3 separate regions of the Homo sapiens genome follow, and regions 1 and 3 are each linked to region 2. A link is a contact called in ENCODE Hi-C data. All regions are on one chromosome and are shown on one strand. Each heading gives the region's core, a stretch centred on a gene start or an enhancer-like site at or near the end of the contact. The rest is flanking DNA. Distances are from core to core; before and after follow the strand shown. Region 1 holds the start of PRMT9 (protein arginine methyltransferase 9). Region 2 holds the start of LSM6 (LSM6 homolog, U6 small nuclear RNA and mRNA degradation associated). Region 3 holds the start of ARHGAP10 (Rho GTPase activating protein 10).

What was found. Hi-C counts contacts between places; a loop is a spot of excess contacts on that map. Pooled maps may share reads with other maps.
Region 1: a loop to region 2 is called in a map of CD8-positive, alpha-beta T cell, with 16 times the contacts of the local background. The contact joins the promoter of PRMT9 here to the promoter of LSM6 in region 2. A Hi-C loop is called at or near these places in 2 of 168 maps with a recorded cell type or tissue (CD4-positive, alpha-beta memory T cell and CD8-positive, alpha-beta T cell) and 10 of 50 pooled maps.
Region 3: a pooled map shows a loop between it and region 2 (6-fold over the local background). The contact joins the promoter of ARHGAP10 here to the promoter of LSM6 in region 2. A Hi-C loop is called at or near these places in 6 of 50 pooled maps.

What each region holds. Positions count from the first base shown.
Region 1 is chr4:147,682,159-147,686,702 of GRCh38, forward strand. PRMT9 (protein arginine methyltransferase 9) reads right to left here and starts at 2,005. Exons shown (of 12, transcript NM_138364.4): 1 at 1,641-2,005. The coding sequence starts at 1,829.
Region 2 is chr4:146,174,059-146,178,468 of GRCh38, forward strand. LSM6 (LSM6 homolog, U6 small nuclear RNA and mRNA degradation associated) reads left to right here and starts at 1,660. Exons shown (of 4, transcript NM_007080.3): 1 at 1,660-1,753. RefSeq lists a silencer at 1,810-1,869.
Region 3 is chr4:147,730,236-147,734,312 of GRCh38, forward strand. It overlaps ARHGAP10 (Rho GTPase activating protein 10), which reads left to right and starts at 1,853. Exons shown (of 23, transcript NM_024605.4): 1 at 1,853-2,220. The coding sequence starts at 2,067. RefSeq lists enhancers at 1,464-2,356, 2,357-3,249, 2,570-2,639, 3,768-3,897 and silencers at 1,550-2,069, 2,380-2,459.

The DNA of each region.
Region 1 (4,544 bases), core at 755-3,254, 1.5 Mb after region 2:
CCACGCCCAGCTAATTTTTTATTTTTATTTTTTTTTCTGAGACAGAGTTTCGCTCTTGTTGCCCAGGCTGGAGCGCAATGGCGTGATCTCGGCTCACCACAACCTCTGCCTCCCAGGTTCAAGCAATTCTCCTGCCTCAGCCTCTCGAGTAGCTGTGATTACAGGCATGCACCACCACGCCCAGCTAATTTTGTACTTTTAGTAGAGACGGGGTTTCTCCATGTTGAGGCTGGTCTCGAACTACTGACCTCAGGTGATCCACCCGTCTCTGCCTCCCAAAGTGCTGGGATTACAGGCGTGAGCCACCGCGCCCGGCCTAATTTTTTAATTTTTAGTAGAGACAGGTTTTCACCATATTGGCCAGGCTGGTCTCAAACTCCTGACCTTGTGATCCACCCGCCTCCGCCTCCCAAAGTGCTGGGATTACAGGCCTGAGCCAGCACACCCAGTCTAAATATACTTTTAATACCCAGTAAACATTTTTAAGAGAGGCTGCGTCCCTGTTTCACAGAAGAGGAAACTAAGAAACAAGTAACTGAGGAAAGATCACTTGAGTTGATCCATTTTTCTATTGCTGCCTACCAAGAGAAGCAAACTGTATCTCAACATATCATCTCCTCCTCAAGTAGGACAGCTGGTCCTGAAATTTACACTAAGTTTACATGAACTACAAACATCTAGACGCTACTGACATTTAGTGGGTAGAGATCAAGGATGCTGCCAAACATACTGCAATGCACAGGACACCTCCCCTCCCCCATAACAAAGAATTATCCCATTCAAAATGTCAATAGTGCTGAGGTTGACAAACCCTCAGTCTAAATGAAGCAAAGTAATTGCAATTTTAAGTTAAATCATTTTTCGTAATTTAGATTCTAAAAGTACTTCAAAAAAGAACAGCATTTCAACAGAGTAATTGTTGCAAATAATCCAATAATTGAAGTTTAAAGAACGCATCATTAAATGATAATCACTTTAGGCTAATTACACACTTTATTCAACTAGAGGCCCACTATATTCCTACTACACACAATATAACAAATCCAAAAGCCCTCAAGCCAGGGCATGCTTAAATTAGATATAAGGAGAAGAGGATCACGTGAGACCTCATTTCCAATTCGAGGGCCTTTAAAATTTTAAACGAGATGAAAGTTTTGAAACTGAGAAATGACAACATTTGACTTTTGTTGCAAAAAGCTAGCTATGTTGACACAGACTGCAGGAGAGAGCTCAGTTGAGAGCCGACTGCAACAGCCGGCAGATGACTGAAGCTCGAACCAGGGTAGTAAAGGGGAAGATGGTGAGAACTGGTAAGATTCTGGACATATTTCGAAGGTGAAGACGGCAGGATTTTCCTCTGGGCTGGTCGTAGGTGTGAATAAACGAAAGATGTCAAGGTTGAACAGTAAACATTAATAGCAAACACCCAACCAAGCACCCTAGCCCCTCCGCCTTTTTTCTTTTCTTTTTTTTTACGAGGACGTTGGATCGGCCAGCAAGTGAGAAAAAAGGGCCCTAAATATTAACAGCAACCACCCACCCAGGCACCCTAGCCCCTCCGCTTTTTTTTTTTTCTGTTTTTTTTTTTTTTTTTACGAGGACGTTGGATCTGCCAGCAAGTGAGAAAAAAGGACCCTCACCTTCACGTCGTGTTTCAGCTCCGGCGCCAGGCTGAGCACGAGGAGGTAGTGGGCATAGGCAGTGCCGAAGTCCTGGACGCCCAGACAGTGCTCTGCGCTCTGCAAGGACCGCGACACCAGCTCGTCCCGGCCGGCTGCCCCAGCGCCACCCCCGGCGTCTCGGCGGGACCTGGGCCGCGAGTTCGACATGGCAGTCACCACTTGTATGGCCAAAGGGAAGATATTTTGTAAACGTAATTAGAAAACTCTCTCGATGCTACACTTCCAGGGACCAGACAACTGCTCAAAAAACAGCACAGCAAAGTTACCCTCCGCCGCGGGTGAACTCGCCAACCCCAGCCCAGGCGGAAGCTCCGCCCCGTCCTGGCCCCGCGGGCGGCGCAGACCGTGACGCATACCCCACTATTGCGCACCTGGCCAGCGGCGCACGCTACGCGAACGTCAGCGCGCCCGACGTGGGCACGTCACTGCTGCCCATTCCCGCAGGAGCGACCACTGTGCGTGAGCATAGGAGAACGTCTGTGGCAGGACCTGTCCGGTCTTGCGCCCTTTTTTTTTCCCGGCTGAAAGCAGAGCTTTCTCTCCCTCTTGCACTCCGGGAGTGTGTGGCTTTCGACTGCAAGACCCTGTTGTACAGACCCAGGCAGCGCGAAGCGCCACCCGCTCATGAGGGACGGTCAAGCATTTGTGATGATGCTTAAGACATTTTGGATCGTGATGCACAAAATTTCAAGACCTGAAAGAACCTGGAGATAACAAAAGCATCTCAGACGTGGTAGAGGAAATGCTTTCACAGGCATTTCAAATCATTCTCACAAAACCTGGCTAGGTGGACCTTTGGATCACACTCGTCTTAATGATGGCAAACGTGGTATCTTGAGAAGTGACTTGCTGGAGGTCACACAACCAGCTAGTGGCATAGGCATGGTTCAAATCCAAGTTCTCTGACCACCTATCTGTTCAGTTATAAGATGAGCTTAGGGGTTATTTCACTGTTCGTGTCTTATCACTGTATAGTGTTTACATTAATACAAAGTTTTTCCACATTCAAGTGTGGCCTCTAAGATACAGATTCGAAACTCAAAGGGAGGGGAGCATAGTTATTACGGCTGAAAAGTTATTTTTGTCCCCATTTTCAAATTCATTAATGGATAATATCTTAAATCGAGCATTTTGCATATCACACTAATACATTTTGAGGGCTCCTCTAATTCTCAAAAACACGTCATGCATTTTTGCCTTCTCTTCTGATCCAATTATCTGAACTACCCTTTTTTCTGAGCACTCGCCTGTGTAAATCCTAATCCGTTTTTCAGGTTCCAGCTCACTACATTGTGAGCTATTCTTAATCACTTTTGTGACCTTTGCACCTAGCGGATTATGATGCAAAGTAAGGACTTTGATTTTTTCTTCTTTCTTTTCTTTCTTTTCTTTTTTTTCTTTTTTTTTTTTTTTTTTTTTTTTTTTTTTTTGAGACAGAGCCTCACTCTGTCGCCAGGCTGGAGTGCAGTGGTGCGATCTCGGCTCACTGCAACCTCTACCTCCCAAGTTCAAGCGATTCTCCTGCCTCAGCCTTCCGAGTAGCTGGGATTACAGGCATGCACCACCACGCCCGGGTAATTTTGTCTTTTTAGTAGAGACAGGGTTTCTCCATGTTGGTCAGGCTGGTCTCAAGCTCCTGACCTCAGGTGATCCGCCCGCCTCAGCCCCCCAAAGTGCTGGGATTACAGGCATGAGCCACTGCACCAGGCCAATTATTTGCATTTTTTCGTGGTTTATCTATAACTTCAAGATTTTCTGTACATAGAATAGGTCATTTGAAAAAATGGAATGACACAAATAACATGGAACATCTGGTCACCTTAAGAAACTGGAATTGGCAACAGCCTTTCATGCTAAAAACTCTCAATAAATTAGGTATTGATGGGATGTATCTCAAAATAATAAGAGCTATTTATGACAGACCCACAGCCAATATCATACTGAATGGGCAAAAACTGGAAGCATTCCCTTTGAAAACTGGCACAAGACAGGGATGCCCTCTCTCACCACTCCTATTCAACATAGTGTTGGAAGTTCTGGCCAGGGCAAACAGGCAGGAGAAAGAAATAAAGGGTATTCAATTAGGAAAAGAGGAAGTCAAATTGTCCCTGTTTGCAGATGACATGATTGTATATTTAGAAAACCCCATCATCTCAGCCCAAAATCTCCTTAAGCTGATAAGCAACTTCAGCAAAGTGTCAGGATACAAAATCAATGTGCAAAAATCACAGGCATTTCTATACACCAATAACAGACAGAGAGCCAAATCATGAGTGAATTCCCATTCACAATTGCTTCAAAAAGAATAAAATACCTAGGAATCCAACTTACAAGGGACGTGAAGGACCTCTTCAAGGAGAATTACAAACCACTGCTCAATGAAATAAGAGAGGACACAAACAAATGGAAGAACATTCCATGCTCATGGATAGGAAGAATCAATATCGTGAAAATGGCCACACCGCCCAAGGTAATTTACAGATTCAGTGCCATCCCCATCAAGCTAACAATAACTTTCTTCACAGAATTTGAAAAAACTACTTTAAAGTTCATATAGAACCAAAAAAGAGCCCGCATTGTCACGACAATCCTAAGCCAAAAGAACAAAGCTGGAGGCATCATGCTACCTGACTTCAAACTATACTATAAGGCTATAGTAACCAAAACAGCAAGGTACTGGTACCAAAACAGAGATATAGACCAATGGTACAGAACAGAGCCATTAGAAACAATACCACACATCTACAACCATCTGATCTTTCACAAACCTGACAAAAACAAGAAATGGGGAAAGGATTCCCTATTTAATAAATGGTGCTGGGCAAACTGGCTAGCCATATGTAGAAAGCTGAAACTAGATCC
Region 2 (4,410 bases), core at 410-2,909:
CTAACAACTAAATGAAACTAAACTACATAAGTTAAACTAAAGCTTGCCAAAATATTTTTATGACTTTAAGGCTCCTTAATAAATTAATGTTTACATTCAGGGTTTTGAAGACTAGTATTCACCAAAAGTCTTGCAGTGTTTTCTTTGCATCATAAAAGATGCTGAAAGCAAAAACCTGGGAAATACGGAAAATTGCCTTGTGAGTTAGTAAAAGTCATTTATAAGCTGCTGAGGGGCTTTTGGGAACAGCCACACTTTTTATAAGCTTGTTAGCTCATGAATTAATTCAGGATGCCCACCCCGTGTGTCAAACTGGGCCCTTACCCAGCTACTCCCCTTAGAGAAGGTTGCAGCTGCTCAGCAGATGAACTAGGCCCTTAAAACTCCTCATGGCTCCCTACCCACCACACTAGTGTTAACGGCTCGATTAGGGCTCTGTAGGAAAGGGAAAGAAGTTTGAATCAAAAATTTTCTTTTTTTTTTTAATAATTTAAACAATCAGTAAGGAATGTGCAATTTGATGTCGTTTGCAAAGAAAGTTTTTAGGAACAGGGCTTTTTATCCTATTATGTTTGTTCTTTGCACGTAATTATTTGATTTAAATGGTACTTTTCTTAAAATTTTTATTTACATTGTATTTTATATTGCAAGAACTTCAAATACAGCCCTCACAATAAATCAGTAACTGTTCGGTCTTTATCCAAACTGAACTTTTATAGAAGGATATAAGGAAGTCTCTATTCTTTAACAAATCATATCCAGTTGTTTTCTGTCCCTGATATCAATCAAAAGTTCATTTCTTCTGCCTTTAACCAAAAGAAGTTTACAAGGGAGGAACTCTTTATCTTCGAAAAAAATTTTGCATCTTAGATTTTATAACACCTAATGGGGTTAAGGATCTGTGTTGAAAGATCTTATCACTCTGTGTATAGTGTTACAAATCATAAATATAATTAAAGTATAAGTTTTCAACTGATGAGAGTATATGTGGAGGGGGAAAAACGAATCAAGTCCTGGTGTAACAGTTCTCTTCTTTTTCCCTTTCAATTCCATTAATAGAAAGAGTATTGAGAATTCATGCAAAATTCCAAACCAAGTTCCCATAGTAGCACTGAAATAAGTCTGCACACCATTTCCAATAGGAACTAGTAATGTAACACAATTAATGTCATTATAATTTGGAGTTACTTGAGTGATTTTGATTATTTTTGTATCAATTAACATTGCCATGGAAACAGTCTCTTGCTAAAATGGCTTAAGTCTTCACACATTTAATCAATATCCAGAGGTAGATTTAAAGACTTGAGGTGTTTCATTTATTTATTTATTTGCTTTAAACTATTCAAGGACGTTTCTGGGTACACAATGCCGTTACTTAAACAGTAAATTCCAGTTTCCTATGACTTCAAGTTATTTTTTACACTTCTGTAAATAAATCCTGCCCAAAAGATCACTTCTAGTTTCCTGGAATTTTGTTTTTGTTTTGTATTGTATTTGTTTTGTACTCAGATTTCTGTTAGAGGAACTCCACTGCACCAATTTTGCTACTAGACAAACCAGGAATCTTGGATTTGCGCGCTTTGGTGCTGACAGGCTTTTTCGGCCCCAGCGGGCTGCCGTAGCAGAGAAGAGCACTGATTGGCTGAGGCAGAAAAGTGCCCCTGCCTCGGCGCTTTCGGTTTTGGCTGGGATCATCCGCGGCGGCCGGGCTCGTGGGGCGCCTGGAGTGAGGGTTCTGGTTCCCGCCGGCGAGGTGAGCCGCACCGCTGCGCGGGCCGACGACGGGGCCGGGCGCAGCCCCAGGTTCGGTGCCCCAGTGTTCAGTCGCGCTGTGGAGCGGCGGCTGCAGCGGCCCTAGGCCGGGCGAGGCAGCCCCGGAAAGGGCCTGCGGTGAACAGGCTGGGGCTCCGGGAAGGGACCGCTGGGTGGCGGGTCCCCGCGAAATGCCGCGTCCAAGCTCTCCGCGCATGGAATGGCTGGGAGAGGTCTGATGGTGGGCGCCGGGACCGCCCTCAGCGAGGCGCCTAGACTGCGCGGAGAGGAGCGGCACCGTCCCGGCTCCTACCGAGTTGGCGTCCGAGATCAATTCAGGTTGTTGAAGTTCCCCAGGGAGCCCCGACGCTAATCCCAAGATTCGGCGGGAAAGCGGATCCCGAACCCAGGCCTAGGCTTCGCCTGTCTTCCAGGAGGGCTTCAGGGAATTGCGAACCCTCTCCTACATCGGGGTGGCTGCGCCTGACCACAGGAATTAAAGGCTGGACTCGCCTGTCTTACCAAGTTGTCAGGTCGAGGAACCCGATTGTATGGTCTTAAGTCCTATCGCCCAAGGTTTTCTGTGCGTATGCGTGTCCGCACACCTGCATAGCAGGCATTTTTAAGGTGTGTAGGATTAAGATGATGCGGATTACCCTGCCCCACTGCTCTTAGTAATACGTGACTATTGTAGAAAATTGCAAACATAGAAGACTTTAGTGAAGAAAATAATATTCACTGAACCCTTTCACCTACGATCATTTTCTCTTGTATGTGCTAGCTTCTACTTGAACTAAGAGTGTACATGTTTAATCACTTAACAGTGTAGTTTTCCACTTCCATTTAAAAACTCTTCCTAAATATTATTCTAATTTTGTATCTTCTTTTGATTGTCCTATCATTGTGGGTCCCAGTTTAGGTCCCGTAAATTATTCAGTCATTTCCCGATTGTGGGACATTAGATTGTTTTTGAATTTTTACATCATCTTAGCATCCCAGATAGTGCTTTGATAAACTCTTTTCCCCCTATTTTTTAGATTATTTCCTTGGACTAGATTCTCAGAAGTGAAATTATCAGATTAGATGCTGTCATCTGAAAGGTCTGTTTTAGGCCTTCATACACATTGCTGCAGTGTTTTCCAAAAAAGTTTTAGAGATGTTTGGTAATTTTACTTGCTTAAATATTGTGCAGAAATCTTGAGAGGCTTGTGTTTGTGGTGTGTGTGTGTGTGTGTGTGTCACTGGCGTTAATGCGTTAGACTACCTGAATGTTAGGGCAGGAAGAGACTTAAGTGGTCATCTGGCATAACTCCCTTATATTGCAGATGAGGAACCTGGGGCCATGAGAAGTGAAATTATGAGTTATCCAAGTCACACAGCTAATTAAGTAGCAGAGCTGGGATTAGAACTCAGGTTTCCTGCCTCCCAAGTGAGTACTCTGTGCTGTATCAGGCAGTCTCTCACTGAACTGTGGCATAGTAGATACTAGAATTTAAAAATTTGTTTACATCACCTGGGTTATTCTCTCCTTTTAAAAGTGTACTAACAGATTTTAATCATCGGAGAGACCTGTAACACTGAAAAATTGGAAAGTGATCATTTTCATGGCCAAGACTAGAAATCCATTATTTAGAATGGCAACCCCTTCAAGATTTTGACAGTTGTTTTCAGGTTCCCTATATGTTAGAATAAAACACCCCTGATTAATTATAACCTACACTCCATCATTTGGTTAGAATGTAGCTTTTGGTTATCATTTGCGGTACCTTGGAGATTTCTTTAAAACTCCTCACTTTAAAACCAAAGAACAATTTTTTTTATTTTTATTTATTTTTATTTATTTTTTTATTTAGGGCTTATAGCAGAGATTGTCAACTTCCATTGACATTTTGTGCTGGGCAGTCCTTTGTTGTGGAGGGCCGTCCTGTTAGTTGTAAAATGTTTAGCAACATCCCTGGTCTCTACCCACTAGGATAGCAGTAGCACCACCTTCCTCAGTCATGACAGTTCAGTGTCCCCAGATATTTCCAAGTGTCCCTGAGCAGGGTGGGGCAGGGTTGGGGGTACTGCCCCTAGATGAGAACCATTTGCTTATAGAAATTATCTGGAGAACTTTATAAAATGTAAAATACAGTGCCTTTACCTGAGTAGACTTCGGGAAAATCTGCATTTTAACAAGCATCTCTAGATTTGGAAACAGCTGGTTCTTGAATGACACAAACAGTTGTTTTCTCAGTTTTTGGTGCTCATAATAGAGATTACTTGGTTAGTATTTGTTGAAGTACATGCATGATCCTACTGGTCACTGTATCCATAGTTTGGGCTGATGGGGGCTGGACAGGGATTTTGCTTGGCACTGGCCTTGAATGTCTCTTCCACAGACTTGGGTAGTGTGCTTAGGTACCAGGGACACCAAGTGAGTAAGATATTTTCCCTGTCCCCAAGAAGCTTTAAATTCGCACGGGAGACCAGTCAGCAAATGGAAAAATTACGAAACAGCCTGATAAGGGCCATGACTGAGAGTGGAAAGAGGTGCTCTGAGTGGACTCACTTCGCCTTTGGGAGAGAGGGAGAGAAGTAGCCCCTGCTGCCGAGGAAGGAGGGATTGGTATGAAGCCTTCAAAAGACAGCGAGGAACTCCACTGTGTCCGAAGGGAG
Region 3 (4,077 bases), core at 603-3,102, 1.6 Mb after region 2:
TATCTAAGCGTGGACTTGCTGGGTCACACGGTAACCTCCATGTTCAATATTGAAGAAGTCTCAGCAGCCCCTCTATGAGAAAAGGTTTGGGTTTCTGCTCTGAGGATTGAGTGTGGTCAGTGCTTGGCTGTTTCGCTAGGCCCTCATTTTTGTTTACACCCCCTCTCTTCTTGTCTTTCTTCCCCTTTATTTGCCTCTTTTATTCTCTTTTCTGTAGACTCCAGTCTCCTGCTGGTTTTAGTAGGAACTGAAGCTTTCACCGCCTAAAAGTTATTTGTAAAACACTTTGAACTCTCTGGAGGATGGACATTAGAGTAATAATGTTTATCTGTGGGTTAGGCACTCCTGGTGCTGTTTTGTAACAAAAGGGCTTATTGAGTAGGAGGCTTATTTAACTTGTTCGGGAGGGTTACCCTCCTACAACATGCTGTCCAAACAGATTCTTAATTACCCAGCTGAGAGTCTGAACGTCTTGAGGAATTACTTTGAAGTTTCTCGTTAATATTACCATCATATCATGTAAGTCTATATCGCGAGTTTGTAGATGTATGGAGTTCCTAGTGGGTGCCCGGCACATAATAATTGCTTAATAAATTGCGATTATGAAACGTTACTCTAATGAACTATTAGTGTTTTTTTTTAAGAAATACTTTTTTTTTTTTTTGAGACATTGTCTCGCTCTGTCGCCCAGGCTGGAGTGCAGTGGCACCATCACGACTCACTGCAACCTCCGCCTCCTGGGTTCAAGCGATTCTCCTGCCTCAGCTGGGACTACAGGCACGTGCCACCGCACCCGGGTACTTTTTGTATTTTAAGTAGAGACGGGGTTTCACCATGTTAGCCAGCTGGTCTCCAACTCCTGACCTCAGGTGATCTACCCGCCTCCGTCTCCCAAAGTGTTGGGATTACAGGCGTGAGCCACCACGTCCGGCCTAAGGTATACATTTTAATACTTTAAAATGCCTAACTTTTTTTGGGACACACTGGAGTTGTTTCATAACACACAAAATAGGCTTTTTGAGGGCACTGACATAAATTCTCATTGATCGTCACCCCCACGCGGTGAAAACCACACGTTACCTGGCATGTTTTCCGGTAGTTATTTTTAGAATAATAAAGATCGTCTTCACCTACCCCAGCAAATTTAATGTGCTGAACACAACAGAAACAACTTTTCTGTGGTTTAGCCAGCCCTCTCTCTTCAACTAAGTTATTTAGTGCGGATACGCAGAGAAGTGTAATAGGAGCTGCTGGGCCACCAAGAAAACGCTCTTGCCATTGTAAGGCTTCGATCTCAAGCGGAGATTTACCACGCATCTCACTTTAAACTGGGAAAGGAACCGGGATAAGGAAAAGAGCCCCCTGTGCGAGTTCGTTCCCAGCTCGGGGTTGGGGGCGTCCCAGGATAAATGAGATAAATGAGTTAATCATCTCCTGCAAGGCAGCCACTTCAGAGTTATGTCGCCCGCCTGCGGGGACTAACGACTGCAATTAAGACGCTCCTTCTCGGTCCCGGTCGGGTTCCGTGCAGCGGGGAGCCGACTGTGAGTCACCCCGGCCCCGGGAGCCCAAGCAAAGGGGAGGGGAGAGCGCCCAGGGTGGAGGGGAGCCGCGGGGCGAAATTCTAGCCCCAGGACGCCTCGGAAGGAAGAGGAGGGGCAGCTGCGCGTGGGGAAGAGAAGGAAGAGGCGTCCAGGGAAGGGAAGGGAGGAAGAAGGAAGGCGGAGGAAAGAGAAGGGGACGAGCGGGAGCGCGGGCCCGGCCGGGTGGCGCCTCGGGGAGTGTCTGCCGCGCGGGGGCCGGGCGGGGCGGGGCCGCGGGCGCTCAGAGCTCGGCGGGGGCTGCCGGGATTGGGGCGCCGCAGCTAGCGCTGGTCTCGGTGGCAGCTCCTCCGCGCCGCAGGACTCGGCTCTACGGGACATGTCCGTGCCGCGCTCGCCGCGCGCCCGGGCCTGCTAGCTCCTCTGTGCTCCCTGAACGCGCGGCGCCGCACCTGGCAGCGGCCTCGGAGCTCGGCTCGGGCAGGAGCGCGCGGCCGTGCGCACCGCGCAGCGACCGCTGCCGTCATGGGGCTGCAGCCCCTGGAGTTCAGCGACTGCTACCTCGACAGCCCGTGGTTCCGGGAGAGGATCCGCGCTCACGAAGCGGAACTCGAGAGGACCAACAAGTTCATCAAAGAGCTCATTAAGGACGGGAAGAACCTCATCGCTGCGACGAAAAGTAAGCGGGGACGCGGGCGCGGACGGGCTGCGGCGTGGCGAGGCGGCTGGGGGAGCCTCTCTCGGCAGGAGACGGAGGGTCTTGTGTCCGGGGCCAGCAGCCAGAGGAACGGGGAATTCATTCCGGACCAGCCCAGCTCTCTCGGAACCCCGGGGGGTCCCTGGAATCATTCCTCCTCGAGGCAGCGCGGCGAGTCCCCATTCCCGCCCCTGCGGCTCTGCGGCGGCGGGAACCAGCTGCCAGCGGGCCCCGCCTGGGCCCCGCCTGGCCCCGGCCGAACACCCCTCGCTGAATGCGCGCTCCGCTGGACCGACCCTAGGCACTCCTGGCCCGGAGTCAGGTTTCATTGCTGCCTAAAGCTACTCACAATCTCTTACAAAACCGAGGCATCTGTTTGCCTAGTTTTGTTTTGTGACTTCTCAAAAGAAATTTCTTGGGGATTCTTTGAAACCCTGCGGGAGTGTTGAGTTTTCCAGAGTCCCCTTAAGCTTCACCTTTTCCCTCTCATTGTCTGATCTTCCCCGACAGTCCTGTTCCAGGTCCTTCACGTGCCAAACCAGAAAGTCCACCTGGCTTTATGCTGCTTCCGCACATTCCTCCCCTGCCGTGCTGAGGAGGGTTCAAAGATTGGGGTTTGGAAGGGTGAGCGGACAGCCTGCCCTCTAGCCTAGGCGGGCACTGCTTGCAAATAGGGAATTCCACCCCGGTTAGGCTTGGTGCCTTCCTCCCCTGAACTTCTGTCTCTTAAACTCGGAAGAAGACACGAGATACAGGAGAGATAACTGTATTTTAGTGTAGTTGAGGAGAGTCTTTCTAGGAGAGAAGGGGCCAAAATTCATGCAGAAATACTGAGTTAGTGATGCTACTGGAAAATGGGGCGGAATTAGCCCCAGTGAGGAGCTGGGCAGCCTGACCATCCCTTGGATCCATAACCCCTTCGGAGGATGGCGGTGAATGTCCCCTTTCCCCCTTTAAAAGACCTGTCCATACAGCAGACAGGGACTTGGGCAGTATCCAGCCTTGAGGGGCTGGGTTCTTAGGGCCTTCATCACTCACCTAGATTCTCAGTTCAGTAATTCTCAGCCTTAGGTATTCGTCCCTTGTACATTTGTTTGTAGATACCACCTCTGGGGAAAATCCCCCATCTCACTGTTCTCCCGACCGCGCCCCGCCCCATTTTTCAGTAAGGGCGATTAAAACATATTGATTATACTGTCTCGGGCACCCAGCATGGTGCCTGGTACAGTAAATATGCATTTAATGAATAAGTTGAAGTACATTTCTGTGGGAAGAATTTAGTGAGCCATCCCTGTAATTTTGGAGGCAAGTCACTCAACTTCTCTGGATGATCTCCAAGGTTCCTTTTGGTTCTCTGACCTCTTTGGTGTTGCAAAATCAGGACTGGGACTCACTTAGGGTTTTTTTGTTTTGTTTTTAAGTCTCTGCTGCTTGAATCAGAAATGGGACTCTGGGACATGTGACAAGTGGGCTTATTTGGTTGAGGGCTCTCCAGGCCCTTGGCATCTGGTATGTGTGTTGGGTGGGAAGTAGGGGGGCGCCTATACATATGGAGGAGTGAGCATAGAAAGGAGGAGTTGGGAGCGGGGGTGCAGAGTGAACACGAGAGAATGAGGACTGAGGACTCTTTCTGTAACTTGATGTTAACCAGAGTCAGTGGCCGGGAGAATGTACCTTCTCTCTCATTGGTTGTAGTAGTTCCCTCTGGAGCTAGAGAGGTGTGGAGAGAGGCAGAGGGCAAAGCCAGTTTGGCCACTGGTAGAAAGCTATTTCTGTGACAGCATATTAGCTTTCCTGCCATCAGGACACATGCGTTAGGTTCCAGCAGCAGCCAGTGCA